Regions from separate parts of the Homo sapiens genome. Here region 2 is linked to region 1. The links are chromatin loops, found by intact Hi-C in ENCODE. Cell type or tissue: endothelial cell of umbilical vein. All regions are shown on one strand. Each heading gives the region's core, and the rest is flanking DNA. Links, peaks and the distances in the headings are about the cores only.

What was found. Peaks named below come from ENCODE experiments on the same cell type or tissue, not always from the same donor. Only the 100,000 strongest peaks of a DNase experiment are listed, where the experiment ranks them.
Region 2: a loop joins it to region 1, with 7 times the contacts of the local background. A loop is called at or near these places in 1 of 110 quality-filtered maps.

What each region holds. Positions count from the first base shown.
Region 1 is chr1:246,293,752-246,298,145 of GRCh38, reverse strand. All of the region lies in intron 5 of SMYD3 (SET and MYND domain containing 3), which reads left to right. Among named protein-coding and RNA genes, the nearest start is that of SMYD3-IT1, 26 kb to the left of the region's middle. In endothelial cell of umbilical vein, for the core only: no CTCF peak of the experiment used is centred there; a DNase peak (open chromatin) is centred at 1,985; H3K27ac peaks cover 2,478 bases.
Region 2 is chr1:246,354,944-246,359,337 of GRCh38, reverse strand. It overlaps SMYD3 (SET and MYND domain containing 3), which reads left to right. Exons shown (of 12, transcript NM_001167740.2): 2 at 4,244-4,307. Among named protein-coding and RNA genes, the nearest start is that of SMYD3-IT1, 35 kb to the right of the region's middle. RefSeq lists an enhancer at 3,684-4,309. In endothelial cell of umbilical vein, for the core only: no CTCF peak of the experiment used is centred there; DNase peaks (open chromatin) are centred at 2,117 and 3,287; H3K27ac peaks cover 2,933 bases.

The DNA of each region.
Region 1 (4,394 bases), core at 183-4,182:
CACTGTCTGTGAACCTGCAGGTTTATATAGACAAAGGAAAAAGCTTATGTTGTTTATTGTCTTTCCAGAAGAGGGTGTAGCAAGAGAGGAAAAGAGCAGCTAGACTGTCCCATCCCCCTTCATTTTAAGCATCTCATAAAAATTAAAGATGATGGAATATTCATCATACTGAAAAGCACTCTTACAGTTATAATTCATAAATAACATTGGCAATTAAATTCAAGATGTCCTGTTAACAGAAACCAAAGAGTAAAGCTGTCTACCTCTAAAATATGAAGATCATTGTCCTATGAGACAAGGATGAATGGAGATAACACATATTTAGAACTGAAATGGAAGTCTTAGAAGGAAAAATTGCTTAATTTAATTGAAAAGTATTGTGAATCTTGGGTAGATTCATAGCATTCTCTGGTCAATACAGTGAATCTCTGGTATTTATACATCAGAATAATTGAATATTTGACATTTGATGCATCAGAAAAATATTCTAGTCAAGAAATTTATTCTTGTTTAGGGTTAAAAACGTTTTCATTACAAGCCAGTAATTTCAGGTTCTGTCCTTATTGAACAAATGCTCTTGTCCTTTTAACTTAGGAAGGGTTATGATGTAAGCCTGAATCACTTACCTTTGTTCGTTGAGGGTTCTTGATCTTAGAATATAAGACAAATTCTTGGATGCGTTGTTTCCCTGCTAACTCATTAACCCATTGTAGGCTAGCTGCTGCCTCTACTACCGTACTGAAGTGAATTCACTCACGTAACTAGTTACATCCTAAATGTTGAATACAGTATTTTGTTCTCTTTCTGTGTCCTGTTTGACTCCTCTGAGGCATATATTGTTGACTGTTTCCTTAATGAAACTCCTCTTTTATGACTTTGAAGATACCTCTGTCACCTTGTTTGTTTCACCTCCATGGATCTTTAAATGTTGGCATCTCTCAAAGATGGTCCTTGTTTCTCTTTCTTACTTTCTTTTTCACATTGTTTTTCTAAATAGATTCAACTATTACTTAATTGTGAATGAGTAAATTTTTGTCTCTGTGTCAGAGCCCCCTCCTGAGTTCCAACTCTATTTCTAACTGCTGGCCATTTATGTCCCTGAATCATTGCCCAAACTATTTAAAGTCTGGATGATTATCTAGCACTTTCCTCAAATCTCTATCACTCATGAGTTTCCTTTATTGTATTCATCGATTGTTAGCTTCCTCTACCTAAGTTCCTCAACCTAGAAGCATTTTCAGAATCTCTGTGATCTTTAAGAACGCTATCTCAACAAAAATATGTTATCTGTACTAAGTATAGTACAATAATACATAAATGATTCATTAATCACTTAAATAGGAGTTTATTTAAATAGGAATATCATATTGTATTAATATTTTGTCTGAACTTCATAGAATTTAAAATGTCTGATTTTCTAAGGTATGCTGAACCTTCACTGTGATTTTAACAAATGTCTTTTCGGAGGGGTAGAGGACAGTGCTCCAATTTTATAGAGAAAGTAGAAGGAAAATGACTTACAGAAAATGAGATTACACACAATGTTCAAGGCTGTTTCAGAAAATAATTTAGTTATTTTGTATATAAATATACATTTATAAAAATATATGTTCTAAAAAGTATATAATGTTATTTATATATAAATCTGCATTAACTATATAGGTTAAGGCAAGAGCCAGTTTCTTCTGTCATGAATGTAGGTATTTTCTTGTGAAGCCAATTTATTGTCGAAGCCAAAGGAGTTGCAGTTTTTATTCTGGTTGTCATTCTAGACATTCAGCATGCATATACAGTTCTGTAAAGTTATTAACACATTGAAGAGAAATGAGTTGTTCATGGCTAAAGTTGTGGGGGCAAGTGTTACCATTTCTTGAATCGTTGTAGAAACAAGTACTTGAAAAGTCTTAACTGTAGAGAAAATCCATGTGATTTTCATGGGCGTGACTGAGGCTTCGGTGGTTGTGGAGGAAGTTTCTCTGTCTGCATAGTCTGCATGTCCAGACTCAGAGCGGCCTAATTCCTGACAGTCACTTCCTTCCTCTCCTGTCTAGAATCAGTTCATTTTCAATATGTCCTTCTAACATTTTCTAGATGAAAGCAGCAAGTTAAAAACATCCAAGAATGTCCTGGAGTGCAAAACCTACCTCCGCATGCATACATGCATACATACAACAGCAGAACAAAACACCCAAATCAAACCTTTGAATTTTCTGTGAGAAATTTAGTCTTTATAATTCATACCTCCCTTGGGGATTGATTTTGTTCTCCTTCTGATGAATTTTGACTTTCTTGTCCCATGCCTGTCATCTCAATTGTTTAACGATTTATTTTTCTTGCTCAGAGGATTCAGATTTCCAGATCATATGGCTATAGCTTGTACTGGTGTCAAGGTCAAAATCTTTTAATTTTATTGATGGAACTGGTATTGTAACCTGAGGGTCTCTTGCTGTATATTTAAATCCTGTCATATTGCCTAAAAACAGTCATATCTTGGTTTTGGTCCAACAGATACTTTTATTAAATTCCTTGGCTACATCTAGTTTACTTTTTCCTTGAGAGAAATATAACAGAATACCACCAGCATCTTGATTGCAAATAGATTGTTACCGTGGCAACCTGACAGTTTTTAATATTAGAATCTTCTTGTTAAATCAAAACTTATGAAATTGGAGACCTTTCCCTGACTGAAAACATTATGCTGCCTCTTATAGTTGGAATTACACTGTGTCCAAGCAGAAAACTGTTTTTCTTTATTAAGAAAACAAACACTTTGTTTGCTCATCAACTCCTCGGCTACTATCTTAGGACCTTTGGCTTCTCAACTGTAGACCCTTTTCTGGGTAGGATCTTTTATGCTGCTGGGCAGCAGTGGGATCTGTAAGAGATACTAAGTAAAGAGAATCACAGTTTGGTCTCTGACACTAAAGAACGTTACCACCTAGGGACTGCGTGAGTGGGCTTGGGGAGATTGCTTAGGTTCTGGTGCTGCTATTAGAATACTAATAGAATTAGTATTCTGAGTGGGAATACTAATTCCTGCCTTAACTTGTCTTATAAGCTTGTTTTAACAAAGGAGTACATAAAATATTTATTATTACATATTATTCACAGTGAATAACAGACATAAGTAATATGCAACATATTAGATTTATGTATTATCTCATGTAACCTCCACAGTAACCCTGTAAAATAGATATATTATTCTCACCTTATATATGAAGACATTTGTAGGCAGAAAGGCTAATTGGGTCGGGCACGATGGCTCATGCCTGTAATCCCAACACTTTGGGAGGCTGAGGTGGGCAGATCACTTGAGGTCAGGAGTTCCAGACCAGCTTGGCCAACATGGTGAAACCATGTCTCTACTAAAAATACAAAAATTAGCTGGGCGAGGTGGTGGGTGCCTGTAATTCCAGTTACTTGGGAGACTGAGGCAGGAGAATCATGTGAACCTGGGAGGTGGAGGTTGCAGTGAGCCGAGATTGCACCACTGCACGCCAACATGGGCAACAGAGTAAGACTCTGTCTTAAAAAAAAAAAGGAAGCTTAATTGGTTTGCCCAGATCACACACAGATGTATACATGGACTCAGAAAGAGTTGTCTGTTTCTATTTTCAGGGCTTTCTCCACGAATTCTTTGGCCTATCATGTAGCTGGCACATAGTAGGCACTGTGCTGACACATAGCAGGCACTGCATATTTGTTGACTAAATGAACACTTAGCTGAACACTTACAGGCAATGGTAGTCAGCCCTCAGTAAGACTGACCATTTGTAGATAGATTTAATCTGGTCAAGAAATTAGAATTTGCTAAAGCTAACTCTGCAACATAGTGGGCCCTGGTTGCTTCTGTAATTGTCTATCATTCATCAGGCTTTCATCTGACCTTACTGAGTGAGTGCTATGTGCTGGGGACGCCGGTATTTAGAAATGAGGAAGACATTCTCTAGAGTATACAGATGATGGCTAATGCTGTGGAGGTGGAAGGAATGTAGGGAGAGGGTAGGTAGAAAAGAAAATAGGAGCAGCATGGATGGAACACTTTGGAACAGGAACATTTAAGGGGCAAGCTGAAAAAGAGAAGCCAGCAAAGGCGACTGAGAGGGAGTAAAGTGGGAGGAAAACCTGGAGAGAAAGATATCATAGAAACCAAGGGAGAAAAAGCACTTCATGGAGGTCAACAGCTTCAAGTGCTGCAGAGACGTCAGTTAACGTGAGGACTGAAAAGGTTCATTGAGTTCAATAATAGGGAATCCTTTGGTGAGCTTTGCTAGAGCACCTTAGAGTCATGAGTGCTTGATCATTTTGAGAAACCTGACTGTGAATAGAAGAAAAGAATAGGGCACTAATTAGGAGTGTGGAGTTTTTGGTTCTGTTTTTTTGTTTTGAAGAGA
Region 2 (4,394 bases), core at 134-4,133, 61 kb before region 1:
TTGTTGGCAATTTTTAAAGAATTACTATTTCAGTCTTGCTGCTTGTTATTGGTCTGTTCAGAGTTTCTATATCTTCCTGGTTTAATTTTGGAGGGTTGTATATTTCCAGGAATTTATCCATCCCCTCTAGGTTTTCTAGTTTAGGCACATAAAGGTGTTCATAGTAGCCTTGAATAAACTTTTGTATTTCTGTGGTATCAGTAATATTTCCCATTTCATTTCCAGTTGAGCTTATTTGGATCTTCTCTCTTCTTTTCTTGGTTAATCTTGCTAATGGTCTATCAGTTTTATTTATCTTTTCAAAACCAGCCTTTTGTTTCATTTATCTTTTGCATTTTTTTTGTTTGTTTCAATTTCATTTAGTTCTTCTCTGATCTTTGTTATTTCTTTTCTTCTGCTGCATTTGGGTTTGGATTGTTCTTGTTTCTCCAGTTTTGTGAGGTGTAGCCTTAGATTGTCTATTTGTGCTCCTTCAGGCTTTTCGATGTAGGCATTTAATGCTCCGAACTTTCTGCTTAGCACCGCTTTTGCTGTATTCCAGAGGTTTTGATAAGTTGTGTCACTGTTATTGTTCAGTTCAAAGACTTTTTAAATTTCCATCTTGATTTCATTGTTGACCCAACAATCATCCAGGAGCAGGTTATTTAATTTCCATATATTTGCATGGTTTTGAGGGTTCCTTTTGGAGTTAATTTCCAATTTTATTCCACTGTGGTCTGAGAGAGTACTTGATATAATTTCGATTTTCTTAAATTTACTGAGACTTGTTTTGTGCCCTATCATATGTTCTATCTTGGAGAATTTTCCATGTGCTGATGAATAGAATGTACATTCTGCAGTTGTTGAGTAGAATGTTCTGTAAATATCTGTTAAGTCCATTTGTTCTAGGGTATAGTTTAAGTCCATTGTTTCTTTGTTGACTTTCTGTCTTGATGACCTATCTAGTGCTGACAGTGGAATAATAAAATCCCCCACTATTATTGTGTTGCCGTCTATCTCATTTCTTAGGTCTATTAGTAATTGTTTTATAAATTTGGGAGCTCCAGTGTTAGGTGCATATATATTTTGGATTGTGATATTTTACTGTTGGACTAGTCCTTTTATTGTTATATAATGTCCCTCCTTGTTTTGTTTAACTGCTTTTGCTTTAAAGTCTGTTTTGTCTATAAGAATAGCTACTCCTGCTTACTTTTGGTGCCCATTTGCATGGAATGTCATTTTCCACCCCTTTACCTTAAGTTTATGTGAGTCCTTATGTGTTAGGTGAGTCTCCTGAAGACAGCAGAAATTTAGTTGGTGAATTCTTATCCATTCTGCCATTCCATATCTTTTAAGTGGAGTATTTAGGTCATTTACAGTCAATGTTAGTATTGAGATGTGAGGTACTATTCCATTCATTGTGCTGTTTGTTGTCTGAATACCTTGTGTTTTTTTTATTGTGTTATTGTTATGTAGGTCCTGTGAAATTTCTGTTTTAAGGAGGTTCTATTTTGGTGTATTTCGAGGATTTGTTTCAAGATTTAGAGTTCCTTTTGGCAGTTCTTGTAGTGCTGGCTTGGTAGTGGCGAATTCTCTCAGCATTTGTCTTAAAAGACTGTATCTTACTTCATTTATGAAGCTTAGTTTTGCTGCATACAAAATTCTTGGCTGATAATTGTTTTGTTTAAGGAGGCTAAAAATAGGACCCCAATCCCTTCTAGCTTATAGGGTTTTGTTACAGAGGGGGTTCATAGATATCATGCAAGAAATAATTCAGGGTGAGTCCATAGAGTAAAGTGAAAGCAAGTTTATTAGGAAAGTAAAGGAACAAAAGAATGGCTACTCCATAGAGCAGCCCCGAGGCCTGCTGGTTGTCCATGTTTATGGTTATTTCTTGATTATATGCTAAACAAGGGGTGAATTATCCATGCCTCCCCTTTTTTGACCATATAGGGTAACTTCCTGACGTTGCCATGGCATTTGTAAACTGTCATGGCACTGATGGGAGTGTAACAGTGAGGACCACCAGTGACCTCTGGTCACTCTTATCACTATCTTGGTTTTGGTGAGTTTTAGCAGGCTTCCTTACTGCAACCTGTTTTATCAGCAGGGTACTTATGACCTGTATTGTGTGCCGACTTCCAGTCTCATCCTGTGACTTAGAATGCCCTAACTGTCTGGGAATGCAGCACAGTAAGTCTTAGCCTCATTTAACTCAGCTCCTATTCAAGATAGAGTTGCCCTGGTTCACATGCATGCCTCTGACAGTTTCTGCTCAGAAATCTGCTGTTGCTCTGATAGGTTTTCTTTTATAGGCTACCTGATGCTTTTGCCTCACAGCTCTTAAGAGTCTTTCCTTCATCTTTGCTTTGGATAACCTCTTGACTGTGTGTCTAAGTGATGAGTTTCCCAGGTGTTCTTTGAGCTTGTATTTGGATGTCTAGATCTCTAGCAAGGTCAGACAAGTTTTCCTTGATTATTCCCTCAAATAATGTTTCCAAACTTTTAGATTTCTTTTTTTTGTCTTGGGAACACCAATTATTCTTAGATTTGCATGCTTAACATAGTTCCAAACTTCTTGGATGCTTGGCTCATTTTTAAAAATTCTTTTTTCTTTGTCTTTGATGGATTGGGTTAACTCAAAAGACTTGTCTTCAAGCTCAGAAGTACTTTTTTCTGCTTGTTCGATTCTGTTGCTGAGACTTTCCAGTGCATTTTGCATTTCTCTAAGTGTTTCTTTGATTTCTAGAAGTTGTGATCATTTTTTATTTATGCTATTTCACTGAAGAATTTTCCTTTCATATTCTGTATCAGGTTTTCGATTTCTTTAAGTTGGAGTTCACTTTTCTCTGGTGCCTCCTTGATTAGCTTAATAATTAACCTTCTGAATTCTTTTTCTTGCAATCCGGATATTTTATCTTGGTTTGGATCCATTGCTGGTGAGCCGGTGTGATCTTTTGGGGGGTGTTAAAGAGCTTGTTTTGTCATATTACCAGAATTGTTTTTCTGGTTCCTTCTCATTTGGGTGACTGTGTCAGAGGGGAGACATGGGACTCAAGGGCTGCTGTTCAGATACTTTTGTTCCAAGGGGTTCTCCCTTGATGTGGTGTTCTCCCTCCTCCCCCAGGGATGGAGCTTCCCAAGAGCCAAACTGCAGTGATTGTTTTTGCTCTTCTGGGTCTAGCCACCCAGTGGAGGTACTGGGCTCTGGGCTGGTACTGGGGAGTGACTGCTAAGAGTCCTGTGATCTGATGGAGGTAGCAGGGGCGTGAAGTGGACTCTACAAGGGCCCTTGGTTGTATTTTTGTTTAGTGTGCTGGTTTTGTGTTGGTTGGCCTCCAGCCAGGAGTTGGTGCTTTCAGGAACACATCAGCTGTGGTCCTACAGGGAGGAAGCAAACTTGCCCTAAGGTCGCCTGGTTACCTATTCAGGTTTCTTAGGTGGTAGGCAGGGCCATAGAGCTCCCAAGAGATTATGGCCTTTGTCTTTGGCACCCAGGGCTGGTAGAGAAAGACCACCAGGGGGCAGGGATAGGTGTGTCTGAGCTCAGATTCTCCTTGGCTGGGGATTGCTGCGGCTGCTGTTGGGATGGGGATGTGGTTTTCAGTCTAATGGAGTTATGTTCCCAGGGTGATTATGGCTGCTTCTGCTGGGTCACACAGGCTGCCAGAGAAGTGGGGGAAAGCCAGCAGTCACAGGCCTCATCCCACTCCCACACAGCCCGCAGTCCTAAAGGCTGGTCTCACTCCCACCGTGCCCCCACAGCAGCACGGAGTCTGTTTCCAGGCAGCTGGTGACTGTGGCTGAGAACTTGCCCCAGACCGCCAGCCTCCCTGCTGAGCAAGCAGGCAGCTCACATCTTTTCAGAGTCTCAGGGAGCCTGCAGTGGCGATACAGTTCCTTCAGAGGGTCTGTGGATTCTCTTAGTTTACCTGGTATGTTGCTGTGGCAGTTGTTGGATCAAAAGTTCACAGTGTGAGTCCCCACACGCTGCTCTGTCTGTCCGATCGGGAGCTGCAAGCTGGTCCTGCCTCTTCCCCGCCATCTTCTGTCAGACAAAAGGACTTAGTTTTTCTATCAGTGTCTCACATGGAAGGTTCAAGAGGAGGCTCATCAGTGTGAAAATCCAAATCTTAAGGGACTGTACATAATGGAGTAAACAGAACATACGGGTGTCCGTATGTTGACTTATGTTTTCTTTCTTCAACTATGTACTATGTTTCCCACTCATTTCTTAATGCAGAATTAATTTTTTTCCCCACAGGAAGGAAAAGCTGATGCGATGCTCTCAGTGCCGCGTCGCCAAATACTGTAGTGCTAAGTGTCAGGTAAGACTTTTCAGCCATATATAAGTGAAGCTTTCAAATTCTTTACTCTTAAATTTGTCCTTCACTATACCTGTTGGCCTGTGTCTA